2 separate regions of the Homo sapiens genome follow, and region 2 is linked to region 1. Evidence: read pairs that join two places in POLR2A ChIA-PET (ENCODE). Cell type or tissue: Panc1. All regions are shown on one strand. Links, peaks and the distances in the headings refer to the core of each region. The heading gives the core; the rest is flanking DNA.

Region 1 (16,955 bases), core at 5,444-13,443:
AAAACTAAATACCACATGCTCTCACTTATGCATGAGAGCTAAATGATGAGAACACATGGACACATAGAGGGGAACAACACACACTGGAGCCTATGGGAGGATGGAGGGTGGGAAGAGGGAGAGAATCAGAAAAAATAACTAATGAGCACCGGGCTTAATACCTGGGTGATGAAATAATCTGTACAACAAACCCTCATGACACAAGTTTGCCTATGTAACAGACCTGCACATCTACTCCTGAACTTAAAATAAAAGTTAAAAAAATACATTCTTCTTTCTTAAATATTCTTCAGCGATTCTACCATAGAAACTTCACACTTTTTTTTTAATCTCAGGATTCCATTTCACTCCCAAATTGCAGATTTCTCCTTTTCCCTTGACCTCTTCCTCAATTTTCTCAAGCATTCTCTCCCCCAATTCCCAGGTTTCTGTTAGTGTGCTTGGTATATGATGTTATCATTTTGCCTAGTACTAGTCCATGGAGCCACAGACCTATTAGAGTATTTTCCCTAGAATATATTTGTTGCACAGATGCATGAAACTCTAATATACACAGACAGACAGCAAGATTGAGCAACACACACACACACAAAAAAAAACAAGATACAGACACAAGACACACACATACAAATACACACAAATAACAATATACAGAAGGATATACAGATAAAGTCATTATATAGATGGGTTATATATATATAGGTATTTTAAATATATTTTTATATATATTTTATATATATATTTATAGGTATTTAATAATGACTTTTATATATATATAAAACCCATCTATATAATGACTTTATATGTCTTTATATATATTTATATATATATCTCTTTATATAAGTCATATACATAAATTCCCATGTAGGAAATTCTATAGAAATGATATATATATATAAATATATAAATGTATATATAAATGGATATAAATATATATTCAAACATACATATTCAGCATACAGATGAAAAAAATAAGACTGGAATAGAAAAGGGTGCTTTTTTTTTGGTTGTTACCACTAACGTAATATAAATGAAATGCTACCACTCATGAAGTGTACAATGTAATGCTTACTAAATAAAGAGATACCAAAGGACATTTAATCTGAAGCTTGCTTTACTTGAACTAAAGTAAAATAATAGAATGAGCACTCAATACACACACACACACTCACACAGAGTCAGGGAAACAATCTATACAATTCAGGTGAATACTGCTTATGAATGCATTTCCATGTTTGTGCATTTCTATTATAAGCATGACAGAATTCATATAACTTAAGTAGCCATTGTCTTGTGCCTCCTCCTTTTGATGACTTTGTATTGTCATTTTTATCCTGGCTTCTGAAAACTATTGTCATTCTGTAGGTAGAGATAATACCCTGTGAGCAAGGGAAGTTTGTCAAATGTGGGCAGGAATAGGAATAAAGCTATCTTATTTCTTGTCTTGGTTTTACCTCTTGGCTGTGTAGAATCTTAGAAAATCTATCTAGTCTCCCTTTACCCATATAGTTTCCCATTACACAAAGTGAGACAACTATATATTGTTTATGATTTCTCTCATTCAAACATTCTAATTATACTGTGCAAACATAATTAGTCATATCTCGCATTTAGTATCACAGACTGATCATAATTTTGAAAATTTTATTCACAGAGAAAGCCCATCCGTAAATAGTGAATGTAGACTACACCCTTCCTATGCAAATTGTGAGTAGGTCTGGAAGGAAGTGTCAATTCCCTTTGGTGCTACTGAGGCATCAGGGTGCTCATTAATATCTACATGGTCAGCATGACTCTTTAGCCCTGAAAGTTCTACCCATGTTCCAGGTGAGGGAAATTCAGGCTGATTCAGGCATCATTTCTATAGAATTTCCTGCATAGGATTTTAAAGTTGAAATACTATGCAAACAAAACCAGAATTGAGACTTGTTCAGTGAGCACAGTATGGCTAAAGGATACAGGCCAGTTTACTAAGCCATTTTCTTAGTTATACAACTAATTCAGACATCTCTATATAAAATACACAAACTTAAGTTGAGTTGAGGCTACCTGGATACGGCTCCTTGCTAAAGACTGGAGGAGGAAATTCGGCTTCAGGAATCAGCCTTCTTTTTCACCCTTTGCTCTTGAGGTAATTTCTTATACACCTTAAGTTGTCCTAGCGAACCTCTTTGTTCAACTAGCCCTTATACTGTGCTGTATCTTTTCAAGTTACTTTATACTGTAGCGAGTTTACTAATGCAAGTAGTTATTATGTTCCATTGTTATCATTATTAGACATTAGTAACTAATATTAAGGGCTCACTGTATGCTTAACACCATTCTAAATGCTTTATGTGGATTAACTCATTTTGTCCTTATGAATTAATGAAGAAGGAATGTTATTTAAAGTTCCATCTTACAGATGAAGAAACTGAGGCACAGGGTACTAAAGTAACTTGCCTAAGTTAACACTGCCAAGAGGGATATCAGAATTTGAACCCAAATATACTGATTCTATACTCTGTCCTCTTAACCACTACCTACACTGCCATTTGTTGACTTAATTATGTCTATTGCACAATCCTTCAGTTATTACTCTTATTCTAATTAGTCCTTTCTGCTGTGTGTGTGTGTGTGTATATATACACACACACACACATATATATATACATATATATATACACATATATATACATATATATACATATATATGTGTATATATATATATATATGTGTATATATATATATACACGTATATATATATACACTGCTTCTCTGTTTTTCTCCTTTCTCTTGTATTTTAACACTTTTATTTTCTGTATGGGACAGACTGCATGCAGTGATCTACTCAGACCTGACAGGGCCCTTGTTGCTTCTCTCTTATTGCTGTCTGTTCTGTCTCTGTTTTTTCTCTCTTATACCACCTGTCCAACTTCAATACAAAGTGACTTACTACTCTCTGCTAACATTTCCACTCAGTCTACGTTCCCAAGGCCGTTGGATCAAAGATTCTCTTCTTCCCTCAAAATGCGGCTTTTTCTATGATTTATTTTAATTATGTGTGGTTTGAATGATTATCTTTGTTTCTGAAAAAAATGTATTCTTTGAACAACAACAACAAAAATCTTTGAGGATTTTGTTGGTGGTGTTTTGTTTTATTTTTCATCAATGTTCCCAGAGAGACCAGTACTCTGAAATTCTTTTCTATTTACTTGAAAGAGTCCTCCCCACCTAAAAAAAGTTATATGTCAAAAATTGTCAGCTCTTTATGAATAGAAAAAGTATCGCTTCAAGACTTACCCACTTAAGATTTTATTGACCAGTTTATGTCAATAATAAACTGCTAGATTCTCTAGAAATGGCAATCTCAGTGTCTTTTCATTGAGTTTACAAAGAAACTGCAATTTACTTAATTTTACAATGGCTCCTCCTAGCACAAACAGATTGAAGGCTATCACTTTAGTTTACCAACAGGTACATTAAAATATTATGTGACATGTTTAATTCAGATGTCAGGTAAAGCTCATTCCTTTGGATATTAATGAAATTGTTTCTATTTTCTATGGATTATAGAGAATGAAATGTCTTAACAATTTTTTATGGATTTATAAAGATCTTTTGGAATTTTAGCTGTTCTCTTACTTAAGTTTAGGGATAGGCTAAGTGTCTTGATTGTCTTAGCCTGTTTTTAAATGCAAACACTGATAAGGAATTCAGTATATTTTATGTACAATGGATTATCAAAGGTTAAGGAGATAGGAGTGCATAACAACACCCACAACTTAAAACACCACATTTAAAATAACCTGTTCTAAACGCCTTACAGCCATTTCTTTGGTTTAGGTTTTATCGCCCTAATAGGCTGCCCAGTAATCCTTCCTTCTCTTCACTCTCTTACATACCCCCAACGTTTCTGTTCATATCCAGTAAAAGGCAATATTAAATCACCTTTTCCAGCATGGCTCCTGCAGAACTATACCTTCAGGGTCTCACCATCCACCTCCAAGAGGCTTAAAGAGGTATTTTCCCCAAACAAAGGCAGTTCTCTTCCTTAAGTCAGAATTCTGGAGCCAGCTGTTTAGGTAATTAAATTCTCAAACTCCACTCTATGCAAAGTGTGACACTGACTCAGATTGCTTGAAGGCAGTCCAGTATTCTTAAACTATTCTGAATATTTTAGTCCCTGAAATAATGATGGTAAATATATTACGGTTCCACTTCTCATCATTCAGTGTGAGGGTGCAGTTCCCCGGCCGTTTCCTTCTCTCATGACTATTAAAAAAGGGCATATCATTTGAGATACTGAAACATTTAAAGCTGTTTAATCTTTGAGCTTGTCTCCGTTAGAGTCAAAGTCAAATATTTCAAATTCTGAACCTAAGGTTGATCATTTCCTTTAGTGCTCTTATGCCTCTCAAGGTTCCAAATATTCAATGTTCATCTAGGCAATCTGAGTCAAGAATTCCAACACCATAATTTGTATTCAACATACATGTCAAATCAGGAGGGTTATACCATAGTATAAGTTTCTAATCCACCTGTATTGTCTTTATATGAGCGATGCTGAGTTTTGATCCAAAGTAATATCCAAACATTGACTAAATTAGCTTTAATATTGATCTACTGCCTTTTTTGTCATTAACATTTATACTTAATAGGGACTTATTTAATCCTGAAAATATTGGTAAAATGATTTTCAGTTGAATTGGTACATATAGCAACATATCCATAGTCTTCCGGGCAAGTTTCATTTCTTTCATTGAACACAGTAGACTGAAGAACATGAATTTAAAATTAATATTCTAAGATTACTATTGCCATAATTATCTGTACAGAGTTTTTTATAAATGCTTTCTCAATTATATATATGTCCACACTGTGAAGAAAAAGGCTATTGTAAATTTAAAGCCAAGTTTAAAACGTGATTCTTTCTGTTGCTGCTTGCTAATTAATTGTGCTTAATTATAATTCACTTTTAAACACAGTCATTATAAAAGAATAGTTAATTATTCCACATTGTGGAAGATTTGGGTATAAAGTAATGTATTCAAAGAATATAAAAATATTATGTTAACATAAATATTTTCCAAAGTGTGGGTAATTATGCTCTGTCACTGAAAACTTCATAAAATGACTTATTTTTGATATATATTATTGCAAAAAAAGTAAAATTTATGAAAATAATTTGAATTATTTATAATCTGTATTTTATACTATAAGGTCTTCAATTTTTCTGCTAAATGTGTGTGTATACATTTACAAATAATTATGATTGAAAGATAGTTGAGCTATCAAATACACAAACAATAACAATTGGAAAATAATGCAATACGCCATGACTTTTTAATGACTTTAATTAAACTGGAAAAAGAGATATTAGTGAAATGCTTTTATTAGAACTGACGTCATATATGGGAAATATTAAAATACATTGTGAAGGCTCTTTCTTGTATTATATCTTATATCACTGTCAGTTATTTTTGTTGCATGAAAACCACCCCAAAACTTAGTGGCTTAAAACAACAACCAGCATTTATTATTTTTCATATTTTTGCAATTTGGGTAGGGCTTTAGGGGAACAGCTTTTCTCTGCTCTGCATGCTATTGTCCTGGATGGCTTAACTGGGACTAGAGGATTTGAGATGTCTTCACTTACAAGTCTGGCACTTCAGATAGAGTAGTTGGAAGAGCTTCAGGAGTGGCTGAGACTCTCTCCGACAAGTGGTCTTCCATTATTCAGAAGTCTTACTAAACCTCTACAGGGAAGCGTGATGCCAAGAAAGCAAAAACTGAGGCAACCTGGTTTCTTAAGATCTAGACCTGGAACTAGCACAATGTTATTTCCGCCACATTCTCTTGGTCAAAATAAGTCAAAAACTCAACACAGATGCGAGAAGAGGGGAAATAGATTCCACCTCAATGATGGGAGGTACAACATGTATGTAGGAGCAAGGGCTGAGTAATTGACAGCCATCTCTGCAGCCATCTCCTACAATCACTATCAATATTAACACTTAAAGAGGGAGACATCATGACTCACAAGAATTTTCAATAGGTGACACTTCAGTTGTCAAATAAAAACCCAACATTTTTTATAAGCCTTCTGTGATTTAAGTTGTTGAGATGCCAAAATAAATTTGTAAAGTAACAACAAACATACTGAGATGTTGGTCAAGTTGATTGCCAACTAGAAACTAGTTAGCATAGGTTAATCAAATACTTCAGATTTTAGCCAGTTCAATTGTGTTACTGATCTATTCTAGGCACTGAATATTCCCATAAGAAGGACATACAAATATTAGAAGCAGTGAATGATGTGCTAATAGCCAAAATTATATGTCAATTATCACATTTTCAATTACCTATCACATTTGGCAATTAACATTTTGTTAATCATCCACTCTCCAGTTTGATGTGACTTTCTAAAGTAAGTAGCTTACCCTCTAACTCTGAAAAATTACTGTTTATCATTAGTGAATACATAATCAGTTCCTAAAATTTATATTTGATTTAGGACTGTCTTGTGATAATGAATTCACCTCAAGCAGGATTTGTCTAGAGTAGTGTATGTATGGGAGAGCAGACATTTTCAAGCAATGGTTTTGCAGTTTGGATGTCCTAACTATACAAACAGTATGCTGAAAATGGATTTGCAGACATTAAGAAAGCATTTCTAATGATGTTCATTTTGATAATCAGAGTGCTTTTCATAGAAGTATGTTCTCATAGCAATGTAAATAAAGCAGACTGTTATTTTGATCAATATAGAATCATATGAGCTGTGGTTTGTGAATAACTATCCAAATGTAGTCCTTCTTTGTGCATTTTGGCTAATGAAGTGTGGTGTGGTGGAAAGTACACAGATGTTTACAGATTTGAGTTCAAATCTTAGCCCATTCAATTATTAGTAGATTATTCAGCTGTTGCCATGCTAATGCTGCCTAACAAACCATCCCAAACCAATAACAACAAACATTTATTTGTTTAGTTCATGGGTCTACAGATCAAGGCAGTTTGGCTCTATAGGCTGTGATTGTCTGGGCAGCTCTGCTTCAAGCTGTGGTCAGGCTGGCCTCAACTCCTCACTGCAGGACAGGGTTAGGTCTATCCTCCATGGATAAGTGGCCACCAAAGATATTATTATCATGGTAAGTAGCAGAAAGGCAAAAGCAACCTAAACGATATAATACATTTAAAACCATTTTCAGGCCTTGCTCACATAATATCCACTTATTTTTCTGTGGCCAAAATTATGTGGTCAAATTCAAATGCGGCATAGAATGTACTACATCCCAAGAGGGAAGCAGGGAGGTAAGTGAATATTTGCTGAATAGTATTCTAATCTTTCACAGTAGCTATCCACATTTGAGTACTTTCCATATTGCCTTTGATTTCCAATGTTATCATTATCTGCAAAATGGGGGTAATAATAAAACATGATCAGAACTATGTGAGGATTAGCATGTTCCTGACACAAAATTGACTGGATAATCTGGTGGTGTCATTCAGTTCAATATGCATCTGTAGGGTAGAACAGATTTAGCTAAAATTGAAAGAAGTAAAATCTTGGATATTTTAAAGTTGCTGTCACCAATTAGTACATTTCATTTACTACTGTTAAAAATAAAGTTGACGTGAGGATATTAGTAAAAATTTACATAAAAATATTAAGTTCCATTTAGTACTGTTACAAAGTCATATTCCTTAGGTGTACGGCATTTATTCAGTGATATATCAGTAGATAAATTAACCAACAAGTTGACATTAAATACCCTGTTAAATTATGAAGTGGCCATTGCTGCAGAAAACTGGCAACAGATATAAGGGAGTTTCCCTCTAGCAGCTTCACATTTTTATATGGAGTCTAAAAACAAGGGAGTTTAAAACACAAATTAATGACATAGACAATTAAGTTGTAGAATTAGGGATGGCAAACATCTCAGTATCTTAGTAATAATTATGAAGAAACTCATAAAGGAAGAAGAAATGATGTAATAATTGAAGGACTGGACTTGAGTAAAGAAAATGGTTGGAAACTACTAGCTAGGAGAGTTCGCCCCTGCTATTACTATTACCACTGGCTTCATTTATAGAGCATCTACAGTTGTATCAAGCTCCATGATAGAACTTTACCTTCAGTGGTTTATTATATAGCAAACCTGGTGGTTGTCCCCAGTGAAGAAGACATTCACAGTTTAATCATTTTTAAAAATTCACTGGAAAAGGTAAGATTAGCATTAAAACCACAAGCCTGTTAAATTCCATCCCCTATGCAACACTCTCTCACATGGTATGACATACTTGGAAAAAGAAGAGAGTATATGTAGCATACCAGTAAAAAACAATAATTAAAAGGCAAGGTTGGCTCATATTATAAAGAACATTGGATCAGATTAAGGAATTTGAATGCTTTATGCCAATAAGGGGGACATTGGTAGATTTTGTTTGATGAGAACAGATTGTTAAAATGAAAGCAACATGACACATACACATTAGACCACATTGGAAATGTGGAGATTAGTTTAAAGGTTATGCAATAGTTCAGGTCTGTCAGTGAAGGGTGTGCAATAGGACATGAAAGAAATGAAACAGATACTATAAAGGCAGCATTAGCAGGTTTTCAAGAAAGAGAGTTCTACTATTTTTAATTACTCATTTAGTCATATTTTTAGATCACATCTTTCTTGTGATCATAACATACAACCAATAATTCCTTCTGTGTACAAATATGCCTTTCCTTAAGAGATTCCACTGGCTCACATACATTATTGCTGAAAGACAGAAGCAGATGTTAATGGAAGTGATGTTTAATGATCTGTGACCATATATACAAAGAATACAGGCAACATAGTCATCTGCTAACCACATCCTTGAAGCCTGCCAGTGCAACAGAATTCATGACCTTCAGATCTCAAGAACCAGCCTCTTCCCAGTGAGTTGAAAGTGCTCAGCTGGAAGAAGGGTGAAAAGAGAGAGTAAACATTGGAACAAGTGTGACATCTCCTTGTATTTGGGGTAAGTGATATACATGCAGTCTTCCCTTTACCTCCCATTTCCCCTGTAATTAGGGTGAGGTTTATTCTCAAGGTACAGAGCAGCTGGGGTTCACAGAAGGGCATTACCACACTTGGGTGCCAATCTTTAATGATGCAGCACTGCCTATGTATACAGACTTCAAGGCCATCAGCAAATATGTGAAAAATATCACAACAAGCTTCCATGAAAAGCATCAATAATGATTCAATGACCAAAGGAAGACACTCACTTTGTAATCAAATATAACCTATAGACAGCTAAGCACATGTGGCATGGTTTATGAGTGAAGCTGGGGTTCACAGAAAGGCAGTCTATACACTATTTGGAGGATAAATCATCAAATAATAGATTTCATTAATTATCATTACTAAAATGAAATTTTCACTTTGATACTTAGAGTCACCAAGAAAGAAGCTGTTCCAAATTCTTAGGCATCCTGCCATGGTATGATTAATTTTACAGTCCATGTATGGATGTTTAGTTAGAGAAGAGAACTGTAGATATCTTGTACAATCCATCAAAATAGTAGGAATAAACTGTCACTCCCAACCTGAGCCGTGAACATGTTTATTTATGAGCCACTCTGCTGAAATTGAAAAAAAGAAAATCAAGACAGCAATGCAAAGAGAGGCATCTGAAATGTTTTCTGCTAAGTAACAGCTAATGGAAAGCATGCAACGAAGAAAGCCTGGCTTATTTCCAGTTTTCAAAAAGGTTGAAAACATTGGCTCAAAGAGTTTCGATTTCTTATTTGACCCACCTTAGGACTCTTAAAATGTAATGTGCTTGTCTTTAAATTTTGGCTAGTTATGTTTTAAAGGGTAGTGAAATCTCTTCTCTAAATCTGTATTTTTAGCATGAATTAAGAAAAACTGAAAATAAATGCATCAACTTGATAAGCGACCATCTTTGTGGAATACTACTATGATGATTTCTTATCTCTCTAGTTATCTGTACTTGTTTTCATTTCTTCTGCATTATAGATTGTATTTATATTTCAACATAAAGTCATCACCTTTTCTTTCATTTATTTGTAGCTTTATCCCCATTTCTAGGGACAATAAGTAAAGCAAGGTAGGGGCTCAGTAAATATCTGTTGAATGAATGGATGAACAAATACACTACTTTTATTTACAGCCATAATTATATTAGTGCCATATTATATGTTATAGCCATAATATATATAGCCATAATTATATTATAGCCATAATTATATTGAGCTATAAACTATATAAATTAACATAAACTTTGAAAATGTACCTTAAAATATCCACTTATTACCAGTACTTGGGAGAAATTTCAACAAACTACAAGGACAAACTAGAAACAAAAAAAAAGTTAAAGAGTAGCTTTAACTTATGCAAAAAGAAGAACCATGTATACTTAAAAATACTTAATCATCTTATTAAATAACATTGCATCAAGGGGAAGACAAAACTTTTCATTACTGCAGTATATTACATATCAAAACTCATGAGATGCTGTCAAAGAGATTTTTTTGATGAGGAAGACAACTTATTAAATGTCGATCTCAGATGTTAAAAAAGAAGTACGAGAAGATAATAAACACAAATTGGTGTATAAGAATGCTTATGTTTTTTGCACATTGATTTTGTATCCTGAGACTTTACTGAAGTTGCTTATCAGCTTAAGGAGATTTTGGGCTGAGATGATGGGGTTTTCTAGATATACAATCATGTCATCTGCAAACAGGGACGATTTGACTTCCTCTTTTCCTAATTGAATATCCTTTATTTCTTTCTCCTGCCTGATTGCCCTGGCCAGAACTTCCAACACTATGTTGAATAGGAGCGGTGAGAGAGGGCATCCCTGTCTTGTGCCAGTTTTCAAAGGGTATGCTTCCAGTTTTTGCCCATTCAGTATGATATTGGCTGTGGGTTTGTCATAAATAGCTCTTATTATTTTGTGATACATCCCATCAATACCTAATTTATTGAGAGTTTTTAGCATGAAGGGTTGTTGAATTTTGTCAACGGCCTTTTCTGCATCTATTGAGATAATCATGTGGTTTTTGTCTTTGGTTCTGTTTATATGCTGCATTACATTTACTGATTTGCATATGTTGAACCACCCTTGCATCCCAGGGATGAAGCCCACTTGATCATGGTGGATAAGCTTTTTGATGTGCTGCTGGATTCGGTTTGCCAGTATTTTATTGAGGATTTTTGCATCAATGTTCATCAGGGATATTGGTCTAAAATTCTCTTTTTTTTTGCGTCTCTGCCAGACTTTGGTATCAGGATGATGTTGGCCTCATAAAATGAATTAGGGAGGATTCCCTCTTTTTCTATTGATTGGAATAATTTCAGAAGGAATGGTACCAGCTCCTCCTTGTACCTCTGGTAGAATTTGGCTGTGAATCCATCTGGTCATGGACTTTTTTTGGTTGGTAAGCTATTAATTATTGCCTCAATTTCAGAGCCTGTTATTGGTCTATTCAGAGATTCAACTTCCTCCTGGTTTAGTCTTGGGAGAGTGTATGTGTCCAGGAATTTATCCATTTCTTCTAGATTTTCTAGTTTATTTGCGTAGAGGTGTTTATAGTATTCTCTGATGGCAGTTTGTATTTCCATGGGATCGGGGTTGATATCTCCTTTATCATTTTTTATTGTTTCTATTTGATTCTTCTCTCTTTTCTTCTTTATTAGTCTTGCTAGCGGTCTATCAATTTTGTTGATCTTTTCAAAAAACCAGCTCCTGGATTCATTGATTTTTTGAAGGGTTTTTTGTGTCTCTATCTCCTTCAGTTCTTCTCTGATCTTAGTTATTTCTTGCCTTCTGCTAGCTTTTGAATGTGTTTGCTCTTGCTTCTCTAGTTCTTTTAATTGTGATGTTAGGGTGTCAATTTTAGATCTTTCCGGCTTTCTCTTGTGGGCATTTAGTGCTATAAATTTCTCTCTACACACAGCTTTAAATGTGTCCCAGAGATTCTGGTATGTTGTGTCTTTGTTCTCATTGGTTTCAAAGAACATCTTTATTTCTGCCTCCATTTCGTTATGTACCCAGTAGTCATTCAGGAGCAGGTTGTTCAGTTTCCATGCAGCTGAGCGGTTTTGAGTGAGTTTCTTAATCCTGAGTTCTAGTTTGATTACACTGCGGTCTGAGAGGCAGTTTGTTATAATTTCTGTTCTTCTGCATTTGCTGAAGAGTGCTTTACTTCCAACTATGTGGTCACATTCTTATACACCAATAACAGACAAACAGAGAGCCAAATCATGAGTGAACTCCCATTCACAATTGCTTCAAAGAGAATAAAATACCTAGGAATCCCACTTACAAGGGATGTGAAGGACCTCTTCAGGGAGAACTAAAAACCACTGCTCAACGAAATAAAAGAGGACACAAGCAAATGGAAGAACATTCCATGCTCATGGATAGGAAGAATCAATATCATGAAAATGGCCATACTGCCCAAGGTAATTTATAGATTCAATGCCATCCCCATCAAGCTACCGATGACTTTCTTCACGGAATTGGAAAAACTACTTTAAAGTTCATATGGAACCAAAAAAAGAGCCCGCATTGCCAAGACAATCCTAAGCCAAAAGAAAAAAGCTGGAGACATCACGCTACCCGACTTCAAACTATACTACAAGGCTACAGTAACCAAAACAGCATGGTACTGCTACCAAAACAGAGATATAGACCAATGGAACAGAGCAGAGCCCTCAAAATAATACCACACATCAACCATCTGATCTTTGACAAACCTGACAAAAACAAGAAATGAGGAAAGGATTCCCTATTTAACAAATGGTGCTGGGAGAACTGGCTAGCTATATGTAGAAAGCTGAAACTGGATCCCTTCCTTACACCTTATACAAAAATTAATTCGAGATGGATTAAATACTTAAATTTTAGACCTAAAACCATAAAAACCGTAGAAGAAAAACTAGGCAATACCATTCAGGAAATAGGCACGGGCAAGGACTTCATGACTAAAACACAAAAAGCAATGGCAACAAAAGCCAAAATTGACAAATGAGATATAAATAAACTAAAGAGCTTCTGCACAGCAAAAGAAACTACCATCAGAGTGAACAGGCAACCTACAGAATGGGAGAAAATTTTTGCAATCTACTCATCTGACAAAGGGCTGATATCCAGAATCTACAAAGAACTCAAACAAATTTACAAGAAAAAAACAAACAACCCCATCAAAAACTGGGTGAAGGATATAAACAGACACTTTTCAAAAGAAGACATTTATGCAGCCAAAAAACACACGAAAAAATGCTCATAATCACTGGCCATCAGAGAAATGCAAATCAAAACCACAATGAGGTACCATCTCACCCCACTTAGAATGGCGGTCATTAAAAAGTCAGGAAACAACAGGTGCTGGAGAGGATGTGGAGAAATAGGAACACTTTTACACTGTTGGTGGGACTGTAAACTAGTTCAACCATTGTGGAAGACAGTGTGGCAATTCCTCAAGGATCTAGAACTAGAAATACCATTTGACCCAGCCATCCCATTACTGGGTATACACCCAAAGGATTATAAATCATGCTGCTATAAAGACACATGAACAAGTATGTTTATTGCGGCACTATTCACAATAGCAAAGATTTGGAACCTACCCAAATGTCCATCAATGATAGACTGGATTAAGAAAATGTGGCACATATACACCAGGGAATACTATACAGCCATAAAAAGGATGAGTTCATGTCCTTTGTAGGGACATGGATGAAGCTGGAAACCATCATTCTCAGCAAACTATCGCAAGGACAAAAAAACAAACACTGCATGTTCTCACTCATAGGTGGGAATTGAACAATGAGAACACCTGGACACAAGAAGGGGAACATCACACACCAGGGCCTGTTGTTGGGTGGGGAGAGTGGGGAGGGAAAGCATTAGGAGATATACCCAATGTAAATGACGAGTTAATGGGTGCAGCACACCAATATGGCACATGTATATATAAGTAACAAACCTGCATGTTGTGCATATGTACCCTAGAACTTAAAGTACAAAAGAAAAGAAACACAAATTAAGAAGCAAAAGAAAAAAGAGCTAATAATACATGATCTGATACTTTCCAAAAAGATGACAAGCAGAAAATAATGGCAAAAAGAGAAAACCTTGGAAATGCTTTCAGAGAAAATAAAAATAATTACTTGGCCAGAGTAATTAAAAAGAGTTAGTAATCACTGACAGTACATAAAAAATCATGAGAAAATACCCCATACACGATGAAAAAAGATCGAAAATAATGAAAATGCATATTTGTTTTAAACAACTACTTAATGGATTACCAAAGAGGTAGAAAACCTGGGAGTTAACCAGTAGCAACCAACAACTATGAAATAGGAAAACTATCAAAGAAACATCAAACCAAATGCAGCCAGATTCTTATGATGCTTCTGGTAAATGCTATCACAACTTCAGCAAGTAAATAATATGTATTGCACTGAAACATATCCCAGAAAACAGAAAATTATAAAATTCCCCCTAATAACAACGATGTTAGAATTAGCAAAGCTAAATAATTACATAGAAAGCTAAAACCTATATTTTGGCAACTTATGTTTTACACCTTCTACCAAAACATTCTTTCTTAGAATGTTTTAAAGCCGAATCCTTCTCATCACTCAGGTTTTAACTCAAATTGCAAGTCCTCAGAGTCCTTCCTTAAACACTCTAAGGTTATGCTGCCTCAGGCACTCTCTAACCAATTCAATCAATTTTATTTTATTTGTCATATGATGATGTGAACTGATTTTACTTTCACTTTTTAAACATGTTTATTGTGTGTTTCTGACCACTGGAGGGTTAGCTCCATGAAGGCACAGCTGAAACCTCAATGTTTTGAACACTGCTTACCACATAGCAGGCACTCAATAGATATTTGTAAATGTTGTTATATCTCACTTAGGAATACAGATATAAAATCCTATAATTTAAATATTAATACAGTGCTTCATTTTAAGTATAATAATTATATATACTTCATATGACCATAACTTAAATACCACAGTGTATTAAAGAGATTCTAGATCATAAACTGATTATAACATTCTACAATATAGGAAGGTTGGTTCAACATTAGGAAATCCATAAATTTTATTACTTCCATACACATGTTAAAACACGTGATTATCGGGGTAGATATTTTACAAACATTTTATAAAATTAAGCAAATATTCGTACTTGAACATTTAGTAAAATAGCTGATAATGACAAAGGTAACTGAGTAATGTGTAAGCAGAAATGAGGTTTGCCGTGCTACTTATAGCCCTGTGTAACATGCCAATAGATTATGGGTGGTAACGTGGTCTGGGAACCTCTGATATTGACCAGGAGAGCCAGCAGAAAGGGTTGAACTCTAATTTAGCTCAGTTTGGTTCTCTTGTTTGAAGTTCCATGTGTAGCTATGCACTCTGGAAATATTAAGCAGAATCGATGGAAAAAGTTATCAGTTGGACTAATACTCTATAAAGCCCACACAAGCTTTGTGAAAGCTGGGCTAGAATGCATAGTCCGGCCTAAAAAAAATATGAAGGCCCCAAACTCTGTGAACATGCACAAGGTCGAGGACACCCAAAAGAGTCCAAGAATTTTTTACATGCGAACACAAGCAACAGAAAAAGAAAGCAAAATAACCATGCCTTCTGGGACAGAGGACTTAAGCTTAAATCTCCGAATTTCAACATTAATAATGGGGACAAAACATGCCAATTGGTAATGATATAATATTTTAAGAACCTAATGTATTTTTAAAACTTCAAGCTAGAAGAAAAATAGAACTGGAAATTGCTGAGACAGAATTGAGTCCAGAAGCAGACCAAATTTTAAAATAACATGATAAATAGAATATTTCAAATCAGCAGAGGAAATACGGCATTAGGACAGATGACTAGCCATTTGTAAAAAATAGTGAAATCACTCCTGTACTCCTTATACCTGAATAAATTCCATATTCATTTCTAAATAAAACATGAAAATGACATTATTAAAAGTTCTAGAGGAAAAATGAAAATGGAAATAAAACTAATCTTATGAGTCTCAAAATTGCTTCTAATTCTGATCAAAAGCCAGAAAGAGAAATTCCACAAAATTAAAGAATAAACACTACTTGTGATAAAAATATGACAGCATGTTTAACAAATGACAAATTGAAGCAAGTGTGCAATGCTTGACAGTCTACTATAAGCTGCTTCTATAAGTCATTATGAAAAAATTACTTTCTGATGGAAAATAGTAAAACAATGTAAACATGTAATTAAAAAATAAATGATTGATAATAAATTAATCATAATCATTAATTATAATCATCAAATAGGCACAAATTATAATAAAGATAACATTTTGCCCATCAGGAGCAACTTTTAAAATTCCAATAATAATGATATAATAATAATCATAATGATGGGAAAATCAAGTTTTAAAATAAATTGTTAATGTTTTTGCATACATTCATAAGTAGACATCTTAAAATATATCACAATTATGAAATGAGCATATGTTGAAATTCTACTTGTGTGATTTCTCTCAGTTAAATAATGTAACAAGTGGACAGCCACATGTGTAAAGCAATCCATACCCCTGCTATTTTTCAATAGAACAAATGAGATACAATTGAAATGTCCATCAGTATTGAATCATTTATCGAAATATTGGTGTATCTTTGGAGAAGATTCTATGCAGGTAAGACACACAGAGAGATTAATGTGTTCATTTTCCAATGTGCCTCTGTACATACAAAAAATCAAAACTATACACAAAGTATTAACATTTCATGCATATTCAGTAATGCCTTGATCTTCATTTTCTTCCTTTATGTATTGAATTATATATAATGACAAACATAAATATCCTTAATTATAAAAAAATAAAACTAGTAATAAAATGGATAATGAAAGGTTTGTCTTCAAGATATTAAGTTATAGTACAAAGTTTTGATAATT
Region 2 (16,955 bases), core at 5,680-13,679, 61 kb after region 1:
ACAAGAAAATTTATGTACAACTGGGAATTAATGCTCTACATGATTAGTCATGTCTGATCAATCTTCCTGAAACAAATCTCTGATCATATCACTATTCTTGCTTAAAAATAATCATCAAAGATCCCCTTGCCTACAGTTATCCACAATCAGACCCCAATCTTCATTTTCAATTTATTTTATACTTTCTCTTACTGCTTCTCACAAATTTCATTTTCTAGCCCATGTTGCTAGCTGAATTCATAAGGTGCTTGCTTTGCATGTTTGTTCATGTTGTTCTCCCTGATTGAAATAGTATCTCCTTCTCTGGACATAAAGAGAGGGTTTTATCCTGGGAAACAGAAGGGGTAGTGGAGGGCATATTATTTCTCTCTTCAAATATTTAAAAAGGTAAGGCAGAACAAGTCACTGTGTGGAAGACTAAAAGGACAAGAATTAAGGCACAATGAAGAAATCCTGAGAGCCATCAAGGTTGTCCCATATTGAAATAAACTGACTCAAAATATGAGTTTTTCATTTTAAAGCATTCAAACAAATCATTTATACATGATGGGGATCAAGAGATTTATTTCTGTGTTGAGAGGGAGTTACAAGGAAGAGACTTCTAAGGTACCTTCCAACTATTAAGATTTCATGAATCCATGAATTTATATAAGAAATCAAAACTATTCTTATGACTTGCAAAGATAAGAAAAAATAAATGATTTACATGATAAAATTTAAAAAGAAATTATCCTTGATATTTTATTTTAAGCTGTGATTATTTTATATACTCAAGAATGTTCATTCTTCAATATTTTCCCTATTTGTGATTCATTTTTGTCATAATAAACTATAGAACAACCCAACATTCCAAATTAGAAAATAAATATATTTGTGATCAATATGCGCAAAAGCAAATTTTTAATTGTTTAAGAGGAGTTATGGTGCCATTTGAAAACTCTTTTCCAATCAAGTATGTCCCTAAGAAACTCTATAAAAGGAATTCGGTCTTTATTTTCACATAATCTTTTATCACTGTTCATTCTAAGTTTACTAATGAGACCAATATAAAGAAAACTCTTTTTCTTGCTTTAGAAAAAGTTACAGATAAAACAGCTGCCCATTCTTTTGTCACTACTTCACTGGATAAGTTGGAACAAGTGGTGCTATGAATTATGCATTGAATTATTGCATGGGTAAACAGACTTCTAAAAGTATGGTTTCACCTTTTTCAGAGATAAGATGGTTTGTAAGAGTAACCCACAACCCACCTTATCTGCTTTGTAATTCTGCTTTGGAAGAGAGATCAAGGGAATTAGTGTTATCCTTTCCTTGATGGAGCACCTGATTTAAAGTCCCTCCAGATGGTATCCAGTGGAGAACAAATTCATGGATGAAAACTGAAATGCTTTTTTAAAAAAGAAAAATGTTTGACAATTGTTTGTGGCTTACTTTATCTAAACTACAAGATGACTGAAGGCAGGCAGGCATCCTGTCTAATTTGTTTTTGTTGTGTGGCTCAGTAACCATCACACTCAGACAAACTTTTAAATAAATGTTTAATGAATCAGTAATTGTGTGAATAAATACGTGAGATTCAAACATGCCCCAGTGTGTGGATGGGCCTTGAAACTTTAGCTTCTGCTGAATTGTTTGTTACTATGCATCTTAGGATCATATATCACAAAAACAAGAAAACTTGAACAAGACTGAACATCAGTATATGCTAACTCTTTATTGAGGAGAAATAAAATTAGGTGTAAGCCTATCTGGCCAGGCTGTTTCTGTCAAATACATAGTGTTATCCAAGGCCAAATAAGGCAGACATAGTGGATTTGACTATTATGTAAATTTGGTTCCATAAGATGGAACACACTTGTGTAGATGAGAAGGATGCTTCCTTTAAAAGAAATGGAAATTTCCATCTTAGGAAGACAATTCTGGGACCTATGGAAATGGATTTTAGATTAAGGGAAGAAAATGTGTTCTACTCTTCCTGGAGCCTAGAATAGATATACATCAGGCTTTGCAATATAGCAAGAGATTAATCGCCCTGGCCACAAGGAAACGAGTCAGCAGTAGGACAGGAAGCAAGCCAGTAAGGGGGATCTGTGACTGGTCTGCACCTGGGCAGTTGTTGAATGTAGTCACTTTGTAATATACACCTTCTGCTTCCTGAAATGTTCAGTAAACTGTCATTAATATTTGCAATGCTTACTGTGCCTTGGGTTTGGAAAGAAATGTGTGCTAGTCACAATAACCAGGGCAGTAATCAAAGGATTGGTGATCCTGGTGCTCAGCAGCAATGGAATCAGCCCAGTGGACACATGAGGTGCAAGGCCAGAAAAAAAAAAAAAATCTCTGACATTTAGAGAGCAGCCATTTGTTAACAAGTTGCCTTGTCTGTAAAATGGGGCGATAATGCTTGTCTTTGCTTCCCTCCAGGAAAGTTATGAAATGTGAAATAATTAACGACTGTAATGTGTTTTGAATACCTAGCAAGAAACATGTTATATAAGCATATGATATCATGATTACCTCCATAATAAAAAGAAAATATTTAAAATAATAATAATATGTACATTTTAACACCTGCAGTTGCATATGAAATGTATAACCCTTTTTACTGTTTTCTGTCTAATACATTGCACCTGCATTAAAAATGTACCCCCATGGTTCAATTTTTAAAAATACATAAAATTTAGACAGGTACTTATTCTTTTATTCACCCCATTGTGCCTAAATCTCACAGAACATATTTTAAACAATATACTACCACAAAGAGACCACTTCAATACAAATCTCAATAGTGTGGGTTAATAAAAATTACTTTTAAAGGCAAACATCTGGCACCTCATAAATATATATCACCTTTCATCAAGAGTTGTTCAAACTCTCCCTATATATATTACACTTATAAGCATTATTAATTCAGCATATTGTACGATGGTTTTAGAGTAGTCCCAAAGCAGAATTACATATGTAAAATATGTGCTGCAATATCTAGGCCTGTGCAGATCATAAAGAACAAGACATTAACCACAATGCTAAATCCTTTTGATTTAATGTTTTCTGTTAGCTAGCAGGGGTGACTTTTTAAACACAGATACAAGAAAATACTATAGTTAAGCTTAAAGGCAGCTATTTAGTCTAATTTTTTTCTCTCTCTTGCGACATTTAGCAAATTATTCCAGGCCTACACTTAGCTCATGTCAAAAATGTGTCTTAAATATTTTACTCCAGTTTATTTGTACATATGAAACAAATTTTAAAAGATGATTTGCCTTTACAAAGTCTCTATCCATAACACCAAACTGATACTTCTTTTTTTTTCAGACGATATTGAAAATAAAGAATATTCTGTCATGCCCTTTGACCATTTTTCCTGCCATTAATGATCTTACTGTGAAATATTTATTCGTTGTAGTTCAGTTTTTATTTTTCCAAGGAAGTAAAGGCCAATTTTCTTGCTATGTGTTTAATAAGCACGGAAAACATATAATCAGTTTTATTGTTATATTTTATAATGGTATATATAAATATATATATAATATTATTATTTTGCCAGTTTAAATAGCACTTACTCCTTTAGCTGTTCCCAAGAAGTTGGCATTAGATACATTTGCTTGTATTTTCATATTTCTTTCTACTAATTTAAAAAGTGAATACCACAAAATGAGTGCATTAAAGCTGAGGATTGTGAAGGTCTGAGGCCTGATCTGGCATAGATTAAATAGACAGTCTGCCTTATTCATATCATAAGCCTGGCATTCTATCTAAAATTTCCCATTATTCATATATATATTTAAATCCTATTGACTTCCATGCACTAGCCTATGCAGTGAAGATACAGTGACAAATGAAACAGGCAGCCTTCTTAACCATATAGAACACTCCACATGAAAGAGAAAATGGAAAAAGATAAGTAAACAATTAAAACTTTAAAATTGTTTAAGTTCTCTAAGAAAAAACTATATAAGTGGCTGTGACCAAAAATTAAAAGGGACCTTAATTTGAATAAGATGCTCAGATATAACCTCAGTATCTAATGCTAAATATGTAATACTGATTTCTTGATTAAATGATGAATGGAAGAAACACATCTAACTTTTATCTCACAATCATATTAAAATGAATATCTAAATATCCAACTAGAGATTATTCTGTGTTCATATTAGAAAACATGGAAGAATAACAGTAAAATACAGAAACTTCAAGACAATTTTCTACATAAGGAGGAGTCCTACTTAACAATGATTTGCACAGATCATTGCTTGTCTGCACGCAAAGAAGCACCTTGCCCAGAAAATAAGGGAAGAGATTCTAAAAGAATTCACTAGTATCAATGGGTTGAAGGCCAAATTCATTACTTTAACACTAAGACAGCAATGTGTGATCCTTCTAGAGTCCTGTGAGGACCCTATTATTGTTTGCCTTAAGTGCCTAGATCCCATAGCACTTGCTCACAGTGTATCCTTGGAACTACCCCTGCTAAATAATGCCTGTGATAATAAACACAAAATGGTGATCTTTGATGCAGAAGGAAGTTTCGGGTTGTAAAGCCTGTATAGCAGTGGTGCTATCTCTACAAACTTCTGGTAATGAAACTCTGAACTGACAAGTGAAACTACAAAATATGAGAACCTTATCCGTCTCCCTTCATTTGAGCTTGAAAGACTCAGTCTTGAATCCTCTGAAAGGTCTCATTTCACATTAGAAAAGAATAATCTTGGAAAAATAACTGAAATTATTTGAAAGTTCAAAAAAGAGTAACTCAGACGAGCAGTCAAAAATATTAGGTGTTCTTACAAAACCCTAAAAAAATTAGTACAAGATCAATGTTTCTTTATAGGAGTCAAGGTAATAGTGGAACTATAAAACAGACAATCAAAGGGAAAATTTGATCCCAAAGGGATTACAAAGAGAAAAACAATATAAGCAATAAATTTAAAGCCTAAATGAAGCAGAGATCAACAGAATGAAAGAGCAGGAACTAATGATCAACACCAATTTGACTGCCACTATTAGCCAGCAGCCTCCTAGACACTGGGGTTACAGCAATGAATAAAACAAAGTCCCTTTTTTCAAGGAGCTCTCTTTTATATTCTACTGAAGAGAGACTGCCATAAACAAAATGAACAATTAAACATCTGCTACGTTAGAAGCTGATAAGTGCAACGAAAACTATATATAAAGGAAAAGGAACAAACATGGGGATGAGGTTATAATTTTTGACTGAGTAGTCAAGAAAGATCTCACTGAGAAGGTGACACTAGGACTTGATATTGTAGAAAGGATAGTGTGCGACTTCTGAGTCATAAAAGACATTGTAGCTTCCATCTTGATTTCTTGATTTCTTACAGCACTCATTCTGGCAATAGTCAGGTATCATGGCATGAAAACGCTCAACCAGTCTATGAAGAGGCAATCATGGAGAAGGAGGATACACATGGATTAGATAAAGGCCACCCATCTAGATATGACCCATGTATATGTGACCCATGTTGTGTGATGCATATGTGTGATATTTTTGTTATGTATATGTGGTGGCTTTTATCTAATCTATGCATATCCCTGTAAGCCTCTGAGTTTCATTTATCACAGAAAATGCTCTTGCCTTCACAGAGTTTATAGCAGTTTTATAGCCGTATTACTTCAAATTGTCAAACATATTATTCTCAGCGCAGTAAATTTAGCTTTAAAACTCATATCTAACAAAGTAACACACAACACATGCATGTAAACAATAGTACAATCATGCTTTTAAGGTAATCCAAAATGCAAGCTCATGCCTTTCAAAAATTTATTAAAAGAATGATACTTCATATCCAACTAATGTGTATACAGGAAGGAAAGCGTGGTTTCACCTAGATTAATTTTAAAATACTTCAATACATTAAAGGAAATATGAACAAATTGTCTCCTAGAAAAATGACGAAAAGACACCCAAGAAAGCGTCATCCTTAGAAAATTAAATCTAGAATATTTATTCAACATGTAAAGGACATAAGGCCTATGATAGCCACTTATCATACCACATTATTTTGAAAGTTCTTGTCAATTATATGCATAACAGTAGAAATAATTTGTAAGGAAAGAATTCCAGAACATCCCATTATCTACCTTAAAAATGCAGAAAATATTCAACTTAAAATCACTTTAAAAAGAACACTTTATATTATGGCTGTAAAATATAAATATGAGGAAATCAAAAGCTTTCATTGATACTAATGGTGTCTAAGATGTCAGTCACTATAGCAACCAAGTTCTAGAATATATAAAAATAAATTGTATAGTTGGCCCTCTGTATCTGTGGGTTCCATATCCATGGATTCAACCAACTACAGATAGAAGCTATTCAAAAAAGATAAAAGAAAAATTGCATTATACTGCATATGTACATATGTTTATATCTTGTCATTATTATTCTAACAGTACAGTATAATAATTATTCACACAACATTTACATTATATTAGATATTATAAGTAATCTAGAACTGATTTAAAGTATATTGGGATGATGTGCTTAGGTTATATGAAAACACTACTCCATTTTATATAAGGGCCTTGAGTGTCCATGGATTTTGATATCCATGGGGGTTTTGGAACTAACCTACCATAGATATCAAGGGATGACTGTTTAAGAAATACTTGTGGCCACATCAAGTGGCTCACACCTGTAATCCCAGCACTTTGGGAGACTAAGGTAGGAACATTGCTTGGACCCAGAAGTTTGAGACCAGCCTGGGCAGTACAATGAGACCCTAACTCTTAAAAAAAAAAATCAAAAATTTAGCTGGCCATTGTGGCACGTGCCCATGGACCTAGCTACTCAAGAGGCTGAGGCAGGAGGATTGTGTGAGCCCAGGTTTGCACCACTGCACTCCAACCTGGGAGACAGAGGGAGACCTTGTCTCAAAAAAAAAAAAAAAAAGTAAAGAAAACAAAATGAAAGAAATGTTTATATAAAGAGTACCACAAAATTTTACTAAGGAAAAAAAACCATTTTAAAAGTTAAGTAAAAGTAGAGGGACATGTCAGATTTCTGGATTAGAAGATGGGATGGTATAGATGTACAAATTTTCCTAAAATTACCTGTAAATATCATGAAATGTTAATCAATACATCAAAAGAATATATTTCAAACATGACAAAAATAATTCTAAGCTATGAGAAAAATAAATTGTATTATCTTTGTGCCTTCTCTCCTAAAGAATGCCATGTTTGAGGAAGCATATGGACTATATTATACACCTCACTGAAGAAGATATCACATATATAAATGAACAGAAAACTAGTATGTGACTGTTGTTAGTGAGCTGCATATCTTGATAGGCAACATATTCCATACTATATTTTTGCAGTTCTACTAATTAGGCAACCAATGTTTCAAAATGTAATGTGCATAAATATATCTTGGTACTTAGAATAGCAAATAAAAAGGAGAGAATCTCTCTTGACCAAATTTCAATTTCTAAGTTAATCTTTTATAAATGGGAAGTAGGACAAACACTAATCCATATTGAGGACTTCTAATTTTCTAGGTACTTTACGTATATTTTGTCATTTAATCTTAACACCAACACCATGAGATAGATAAACCAATAGTTCCACAAGAAAACTGAAACTCAGAGAAATGAAACACCAGTTATTCAACTACTTATTGGTAAATTCAGTCAATCCCAAGATTTTCTGGCTCTCTAAATTCAGACCCCTTCAATTTGCCATTTTTTAGTGGTTTAATTGCTTATATCTCTTACATCATTTTTTAATATTCTTATTTCAAATAGTATGATTTCTACTTTGGTCATTCTCTTCATCATGTCTGCCGATTCTCATGTTGGTTTACTTCCCATGCATTAGCAATTTTTGATTAGTGAAATTTTATTTATCTACAGCATATCCGCCTACTATGTATCTATATTTATTTATTATTTAGAAAGCCCTAGAGTTGTGGAAATGCCACTTCAGATATGTCTTTGGTTGTTTTGTTTTTTTTGTTTTTCAGGGAAATTTTAAGAAGTTTAATAACCCTGGCACAATTTATATGTTGAATTCTTGGCATGTTGTTCTAAAACCATGCAGTGTGTGTACTTTATCATCTTATACTCACATTTAAGATAAACTTGAGATTTTGATTTCTCTTCAGTGACATTTCCTCTTCAAAGATAGAGACACAAGAAATACCCTTACTGCTTTTTAGAAGAAAGGATGCAGTGAGGAGTGCTGAGTTTTATTCAGGCTCTTGCCTCCTAAAGCCCTGAGGCTACGCCATTCATCCTTGTGTGTCTTTACAAGCTTCGGAACCCACTTTTCCAGCCCGGATATGACCCCCCAGAATTCTATTTCCTGAGCCACCTTGGTGTCAGCCTCAATCTACTACTTTTGGACTGGTTTTGTGCTTGATTCCAAGTAAATGTGGATTAATTTTTTGTTGTTTTCAGTTCAGATATCCAACTTTTTAAATCTAGCATTTCCAGACAGGAATAAAGGGGCATTTCCTCTTCTCTCCCCCTCCATATGAACTGACACTTAACACCCCATGCTCTTCTCATCGTTTTTGCCCCCATGATCTAAGAATTATTCCTCTCTACTCTCATCTAGTTTTCTTAAAATTCACAAACAAACATTTTCTAATCCCTTACTTTTTTCCTTATTTTTTTTTATTTCTTTAATCTTTTCCTCCTTTCCTGGGTGCCTTCTCTTCTTTACTATCTCCAACATCAGCCAGTCCACTTCTCCCCACTTTTCTTTCACTTTTCATGTAACTTATCCATTAGTGATTAATTTTGTTTGGTTTTCTCTTGTTATACAAGGACATAAGTCACAACTGAAATATTTTTTGTGTGTGCTTCATTGGTTAGATTGGAACACTACAAAAATGCAACCAAAATGGGGCCTAAGGGATCAAATTATTATGAAAAATTAATTAAGTTAATTAACTGTAACTTGGAATTTGAATGCACAGAACTCTTTCAGGTAATTAGCACTCCTATAGGCTAGGGATTGTATTTTTAGGGTGGAATAAATTGTGAAGTTTGAACTGAAGTCAGGTAATTTATGAAAAAAACTATTGCCCCTTGTTAAGATCTAAATAAATATCAGCCATGTCAGTTTTAAATATAAGATCTGTTAAACTATGCCAAGGTAGCTTTTCAAGGGAAGATATTCTGTTAAAGTCAATTCTCATTCTACTTTAGAGAACTAGTTAAAACTTTCAGAAAAAAATCTTATTAATATAGGGATCAATTCATCATTTGGAGATCATCTTGGGTCAAAAACTCAGTTTGTACAATAGAAAAAAATTTTAGCTCACAGTTATTCTGTGCTATGTGCCAGGGACTATTCTAAGTGACTTATCTCCAATCATTTAGTATTTTCTAAAACTACTCTAAGTAATAGATCATGCTATCATTTCATTTTGTGAGGAAACTGAGGCACAGTCAGGTTAGGTAAGTTGTTCCAGGTCACATAGGTATTGGATTTTGGAGTTAATATTTTAAATTAAGTAAACTCACTCCAGGTATGGGGCTTTTTCAAAAAAAAAAAAAAAAAAGCACTTTTTAAAATAGTTCTTTTCTTCCTATTTTTTTTTTCTTAGAGCTAAAAATTCCAAACACTAAAATTAGGCTTTCTTAATCCTAAGTGGTAATTGGGTGAGTTTTCCTGTGGAAAAACAATTCTGACTTCCATAGTGTTTAGGAAATAATGCGATCTGAGAGTGAGAGAATAATTTAAAGCTAATGCTATGTGAAATATTTCATAAAATATGAGAAAAATGACACTTTAAGAACTATAAGTCTAATGCAACTGCATTAGAAGAACCATGAAATCCATGGATAATTAATATTAATCCAAGAAAGAGAATAAGACTTGTCCACATCCTATCTATAGAAATAAATGTAGATGTTAGTATACTGGTGTAAATGTGTACGTGTATTTCTTAGCTCTGTCTACTGAAAAGGCCAGGAGGTAATGAGACCCAAGTAACAATGAGCATCCTCAGTGCCTCAATCTTCATTTATTAATGCTACAGTCCAACAAATGAAATGAGTGCTTCTGGAGAAATGGCTGATTCCAGAGTGCTTATGTTATTCATTTGCAATACTGTTAAGCTCATTTATATTCTTTGTATTATATTTTAGGCTCTCCCACTCAAATCCTGGTTTCTTTTAATTTTTTTAATTATTTCTTTAAAATAAATAATTTGGGAGGATGTTAACATTGTGAGGATATGTTAAACAGCAACATGGTTCTACAAGTAAAAACTATGCAAACAGTTATAATCATACAACTAATACTCCCTACTCATGCCATCTACCATCACCCCGATTCTTTCCATCTCATTCCTACCCTCTAAGTAGCCAATCTCATTAGTTTCTGCTTTATCCTTCCTTAACTTCTGTTTACGAAAATGAGAATATACATGTATATTTCCATGTGCCGCTACTTTCTGCAATAAAGGGTAGAAAACTATAGATATTCTTTTCACTTTGTTTCTTTTACATAACAATATATCCTGGAAATCAATCTATGTCAGTTCTAAGAGACACTTCTTATTTTTTATAGCTGCATAATATTCTATTATGTAAGTGTATCACTTTATTTATTTATTTATTAAATCATCATCCCATGTATGAGCATTTAGGTTTTTCTGATATTTTGTAATAAACAATGCAGTAATGAATAATATTGTCAATGTGTATTTTTATATTGTCGGAGGTCTATTTTCAAGATGATTTCCTAGTAGTCAGATTGCTCACTGTAATAGGTTGAACGGTGGCCTCAAAGAAGATATGTCCACGTATTCATCTTCAGAACCTGTGAATGTTGCTTTGTTTGAGAAAAGAGTTTTTGCAAATATAATTAAGTTAAATATCTTGAGATGGAAAAGACTATCACGAATCATCTAGGTGTTCTCTAGACCACCTAGGTCTAAAAGATAAGGACCCTTTTAACAAAAGGGCAGAAGGAGGCTTCAGATTGACATAAAAGACAGAGAAAAGAAGTCAATGTGATCACAGAGACAGAGACTGGAGTGACGTGGCCACAAATCACAAATGTCAATAGCGTCGAGAAGCTGGAAGAGACCAAGAACTGATTCTTCCCTGGAACCTGCAGAGGGAGTGTGGTCCTGTTAATACTTTTGATTTTTTTTTGAATTCTGGTCTCTGAAGTTGTGAGGGAATAATTTTTCTTGTTTTTAAGCCAAAAGGGTTGTACCAGATAACATTCACACTGGTAAAGAGATTACCTGTTCCTCAACAGCCTCACCAACAGAATATATTGTCATACTTATAAATTTTTGCCAAATCTAATCGGTTCTATTGGTGTTCTTTTAATTTACATTTATCTGTGAGTTAGATTAAACACTTTTCATATGCTTAAATGCCATTATTCTTTCTTCTTTGTTAAGTATCTTTCATATATTTTCCCAATATTTCCATCATGTTTTGGCCCTTTAATCCTCAATTCATTTTGTTAATTTTTATTATATATTGACAATTTATAGTTGTGTATGTTTATGGGATACAGAGAAGTGCTATAACTTTTTAACACAATGTTGAATGGTTAAATTAAATAAATTATATTAATCAGTTCAAATGTTTAACATTTTTGTGATGAGAACACTAAAACTTTATTCTCTTTGCAATATTAAATCATACAATACTCAATTATTAGCTATATTCAGCATGCTGTTATGGATCTCAAAAAAAAATCAAATTTATTCCACCTATCTAACAGAATTTATATCCTGTAACTATTATCTCCCCATTTCCCCCACCCACTAGCCTCTGATAAATACAATTCTACTCTTTACTTTTATTAGTTCGACTGTTTTAGATTCCACATACAAGTAAAAATATGTGGTATTTGTTTTTCTATGGTTTATTTTACTTAGCATAATGTTTTCCAGTTCTACCCATATTGTCACAAATGGTGGAATTTCTTCCTTTTATAAAGCTGAGTTGTATTTCACTGTGTATATGTACCAGATTTTCTTTTTCTTTTTTTTTTTTTTTTTTTTGAGACGGAGTCTCGCTCTGTCACCCAGGCTGGAGTGCAGTGGCGCGATCTCTGCTCACAGCAAGCTCCGCCTCCCAGGTTCATGCCATTCTCCTGCCTCAGCCTCCCGAGTAGAGTAGCTGGGATTACAGGCGCCCGCCACCAGGCCAGGCTAATTTTTGTATTTTTAGTAGAGACGGGGATTTCACCGTGTTAGCCAGGATGGTCTCGATCTCCTGACCTCGTGATCCGCCCGCCGCGGCCTCCCAAAGTGCTGGGATTACAGGCGTGAGCCACCGCGCCCGACCCAGATTTTCTTTATCCATTTGTCCCTGGACGGACACAGGTTGCTCTCATAACTTGGCTATTGGGAAGAGTGCTGCAATGAATACCAGAGTGCAGAAATCTCTCAGACATACTGACTCCAAAGCTTTTGGGTAAATGCACTGAACTATGACTCTAATTTTTAAGAGTTCTTTATGTATTAGGGCTATTTTTCTGTTGTCTATGATATATTCTGCAAATATTTTCGTACAGTTTGTCAATTGTCTTTTGACTTTGTTTATAGTGTTTTCACCATACTTTTTTCTTTCCTCATTTTTCTGTAGTTAAATGTATCAACCTTTTAAAAATCACCTCTGGATTTTGATTCATGATTAGAAAGACTTTCCGTCCATCAAGTTAAAGAGAAACTCATTCAATGAATTCTAGTTTTCTTCTAGTACTTATTTATTTCTACTACTTGTATGGTTTTATTTTTATACTTTTGTATCTTCCATCTGGAGTTTATTCTATAATTTGCACTTGACTGATACCGTTTGGTGCATTCCTATACTTTCATAATTTCTAAATCCCCTGTTTTAGATGTGTGTCTTCTATATATCATATAGCTGAATTATGATTTGGGGATGCAAAATAAAAATACTTTCTTTTAATAGATAAGCCCATTCACATTTATTGACATGACTGAGACAGCTGGTTTCAACTCCGTAATATTTAATAATTACGTACATTTTATCTTATTTGCAGTGTTTTTATTAAAATGTGTACTTTTGCTTTTTAAAAACCTTATGTTTGTATGCAAGAAGATTTGTATTTTTATTCTAGTGATTATCTTTTTTAGTTAGACCTTTATACATGCACTTTCTTTAACCTCTTAATTTACCTTAATCTACTTTCTTCTTTTCTTGTTTTTCCTTTTATAGAGCATTAATTTTGAGTTTTTCACAACATCCATCAATGTGCATTAGTAGTCCACTCATTCTACTTTTGTTTTAGATCTAGAATTACATATATTAAAATATTTACCGTCAGTCTTTTTGCTAAAGCATTGCCAGCGATACATCAGCTGAGTGAAGATTATCCTGTAGTATATTCTTCAAGAAAAGATTATGGGTACAAAATCCCTAAGTTATTGCACGTTCAAAACTGTTTTTATATAGCTTTGATAATTGAAGGACAGTTTGGCTGGATATAATCCTTAATTAACTTTTTTTCACTGAGTTGTTTGAAAATCTGCTCAATTTTTGTCTTGCTTATGTTGTTTTTAAAAAGTCTGATGCTTGTCAAATTCTATTGACTTATAATTTATATGATCTTTTTACCTGGAGATCTTGAGGATATTTTCTTTATCTTTGAAGTCTAATCATTTTACTGTGACATTTCTTAAAGTTGACCATTCTGTGTTAATTTTTCCAGGCACCTAACGGGACCCTTTAATATATACATTCAACTCTTACTTTATCTGGAAAGTTTTTGTCTTAGATTATAGTTTAAATATTAGTTACATTTCATTGTTAACCCTTTCAGGGACATCAATTACATAAATGTCATTGTTCTTACTCTTTTTACTTCTGTTCTTATCCCATTTTTTATCTTATTGGTTGTTACCCCTTTCTTCAGTTCCTCTATTAAATTTTCATTTTATTTTGCATCTAATATTTTTTTCGTTATCTCAAAGATAATTTTGTCTCTTTCTTCTATTCCTTTCCTGAGTACAACCAATTGTATTTTTCTTTCATCCTATTATTTGTCCATTTCTGGTCTTAGTTTTTAAATTTCTGATTCAAACTGCTTCTTGATAACTCCAATGCTTGTCTGATTATATTTTACTTTCAAATGTTTCCTTCTGTGTATTTTTACAAAGAGTGAGAAAGTAAAGGGGTGACTTTCAGTGTTTTAAATCTATTATTCTTTACAATATCTCTGTATACACTTATTGAAATTTTATGTTTTTATTTCTGTGGTTTGGAATGAATAATATAATTCTGAATTCAATGAAAGCTTTTCTCAGTGTTTCAAAGTCTAGATTCTTCAATGGGCTTTACTCTACGCTAGGACAAAAGGTTGAGTAGTGTGCCTCTGGTATTTTTTCTAATACCTTGTATGGCCTTGAATTTTCTCTTTTGTGTATTTTCCCTCTTCAGCACAGAATTTCCAAAATTTTCTTCTTCGTTCTTTTTTACCTTTTTCTGACCCAGAAGCTAAGCCTTTCAAAATCTGCCACTTCAAATAATGTACAATTTTAAGTTACATTCTTGTAGTCCACACTCTTATCCGTCAAAAGTTTATTTTATAATAATTTCACAGTAAGAGTGAAATTACATATTCTGGTAATAGTTTTATCTCAACCTCAGGTTATTGGTATTTCTCTCTTCTCTCTTCCTCACAGTTTTTCTCTACCTACCCTTACTCACACAAAGATGTGCATCAGGGCAACTCCTGGAGTAATCACTTGCTGGGATTAGATGGTTTGCCTTTTTTTCTTACATTTACTTTAACATTTAGCAACCTCTGTCTTTAAGTTATACTAAGGGGTTTGTTTTGTGTTTTTTTTATTATTAAACATCAAGTTCTGGGGTACATGTGCAGAACATGCATGTTTGTTACATAGGTATACATGCGCCATGGTGGTTTGTGGCACCCATCAACCCGTCATCTACATTAGGTATTTCTCCTAATGCTATCCTTCCCATAACCCCCGAACCCCTGACAGACCTCCCTGTGTCCATGTGTTCTCATTGTTCAACTCCCACTTATGAGTGAGAACACGTGGTGTTTGGTTTTCTGTTCTTGCATTAGTTTGCTGAGAATGATGGTTTCCAGTGTCATCCATGTCCCTGCAAAGGATACGAACTCATCCTTTTTTATGGCTGCATAGTATTCCATGGTGTATATGTGCCACATTTTCTTTATCCACTATCATTTATGGGCATTTGGGTTGGTTCCAAGTCTTTGCTATTGTGAACAATGCTGCAATAAACATACATGTGCATGTGTCTTTGTAGTAGAATTATTCATAATACTTTGGGTATATACTCGGTAATGGGATTGCTGGGTCAAATGGTATTTCTAGTTCTGGATCCTTGAGGAATTGCCACATTGTCTTCCACAGTGGTTGAACTAATTTACACTCCCACCAACAGTGTAAAAGTGTTCCTATTTCTCCACATCCTCTCCAGCATCTATTGTTTCTTGACTTTTTAATGACAACCATTCTAACTTGCATGAGATGGTATCTCATTTTGGTTTTGATTTGCATTCCTCTAATGACCAGTGATGTTGAGCTTTTTATCATATGTTTGTTGGCTGCATAAAACTCTTCTTTTGAGAAATGTATGTTTATATCCACTTTTTGATGGGGTTGTTTGTTTCTTTCTTGTAAATCTATTTAAGTTCTTTGTAGATGCTGGATATTCGCCCTTTGTCAGATGGATAGATTGCAAAATTTTTCTCCCATTCTTAAGGTTGCCTGTTCACTCTAACGACAGTTTCTTTTGCTGTGCAGAAGCTCTTTAATCAGATCCCATTTGTCGATTTTGGCTTTTGTTGCCATTGCTTTTGGTGTTTTAGTCATGAAGTCTTTGCCCATGCCAATGTCCTGAATGGTATTGTCTAAGTTTTCTTTTAGGGTTTTTATGGCTTTTATGTCTCATATTTAAGTTTTTAATCCATCTTGAGTTAATTTTTGTATAAACTGTAAGGAAGGGATCCAGTTTCAGCTGTCTGCCTATAGCTAGCCCGTTTTCCCAACACCATTTATTAAATAGGGAATCCTTTCCCCATTGCTTGTTTTTGTCAGGTTTGTCAAAGATCAGATGGTTGTAGAAGTGTGGCATTATTTCTGAGGCCTCTGTTCTGTTCCACTGGTCTATATATCTGTTTTGGTACCAGTACCATGCTGTTTTGGTTACTGTAGCCTTGTAGTATAGTTTGAAGTCATGTAGTGTGATGCCTCCTACTTTGTTTTTTCTGCTTAGGATTGTCTTGGCTATGTGGCCTCTTTTTTGGTTCCACATGAAATTTAAAGTAGTTTTTTTCCAATTCTGTGAAGAAAGTCAATGGTAGCTTGATCGGGATAGCATTAAATCTATAAATTACTTTGGGCAGTATGAACATTTTGACGACATTGATTCTTTCTATCCATGAGCATGGAATGTTTTTCCATTTGTTTATGTCCTCTCTTATTTCCTTGAGCAGTGGTTTGTAGTTCTCCTTGAAGAGGTCCTTCAGATCCTTGCAAGTTGTATTCCTAGATATTTTTTTCTCTTAGTAGCAATTGTGAATGGGATTTTACTCATGATTTGGCTGTCTGTTATTGGTGTATAAAAATGTTTGTGATTTTTGCACATTGATTTTGTATCCTAAGACTTTGCTCAATTTGCTTATCAGCTTAAGGAGATTTTGGGCTAAGACAATGGAGTTTTCTAAATATACAATCATGTCATCTGCAAACAGAGACAATTTGACTTCCTCTTTTCCTACTTGAATACCCTTTATTTCTTTCTCTTGCCTGATTGCTCTGGCCAGAACTTGCAATACTATGTTGAATGGGAGTGGTGAGAGAGGGCAACCTTGTCTTGTGCTGTTTTTCAAACAGAATTCTTCCAGTTTTTGCCCATTCAGTATGATATTGGCTGTGGGTTTGTCATAAATAGCTCTTATTATTTTGAGATACGTTCCATCAATGC

Evidence for each region. Peaks named below come from ENCODE experiments on the same cell type or tissue, not always from the same donor. Only the 100,000 strongest peaks of a DNase experiment are listed, where the experiment ranks them.
Region 2: POLR2A ChIA-PET joins it to region 1 with 22 read pairs; 2 of 35 experiments call an interaction of 5 or more read pairs at or near these places.

Annotation. Positions count from the first base shown.
Region 1 is chr6:93,542,645-93,559,599 of GRCh38, reverse strand. The region is part of intron 3 of LOC105377899 (a long non-coding RNA gene); the gene reads right to left. Among named protein-coding and RNA genes, the nearest start is that of EPHA7, 130 kb to the right of the region's middle. In Panc1, for the core only: no CTCF peak of the experiment used is centred there; no DNase peak of the experiment used is centred there; H3K27ac peaks cover 199 bases.
Region 2 is chr6:93,481,869-93,498,823 of GRCh38, reverse strand. The region is part of intron 2 of LOC105377899 (a long non-coding RNA gene); the gene reads right to left. Among named protein-coding and RNA genes, the nearest start is that of EPHA7, 71 kb to the right of the region's middle. In Panc1, for the core only: no CTCF peak of the experiment used is centred there; no DNase peak of the experiment used is centred there.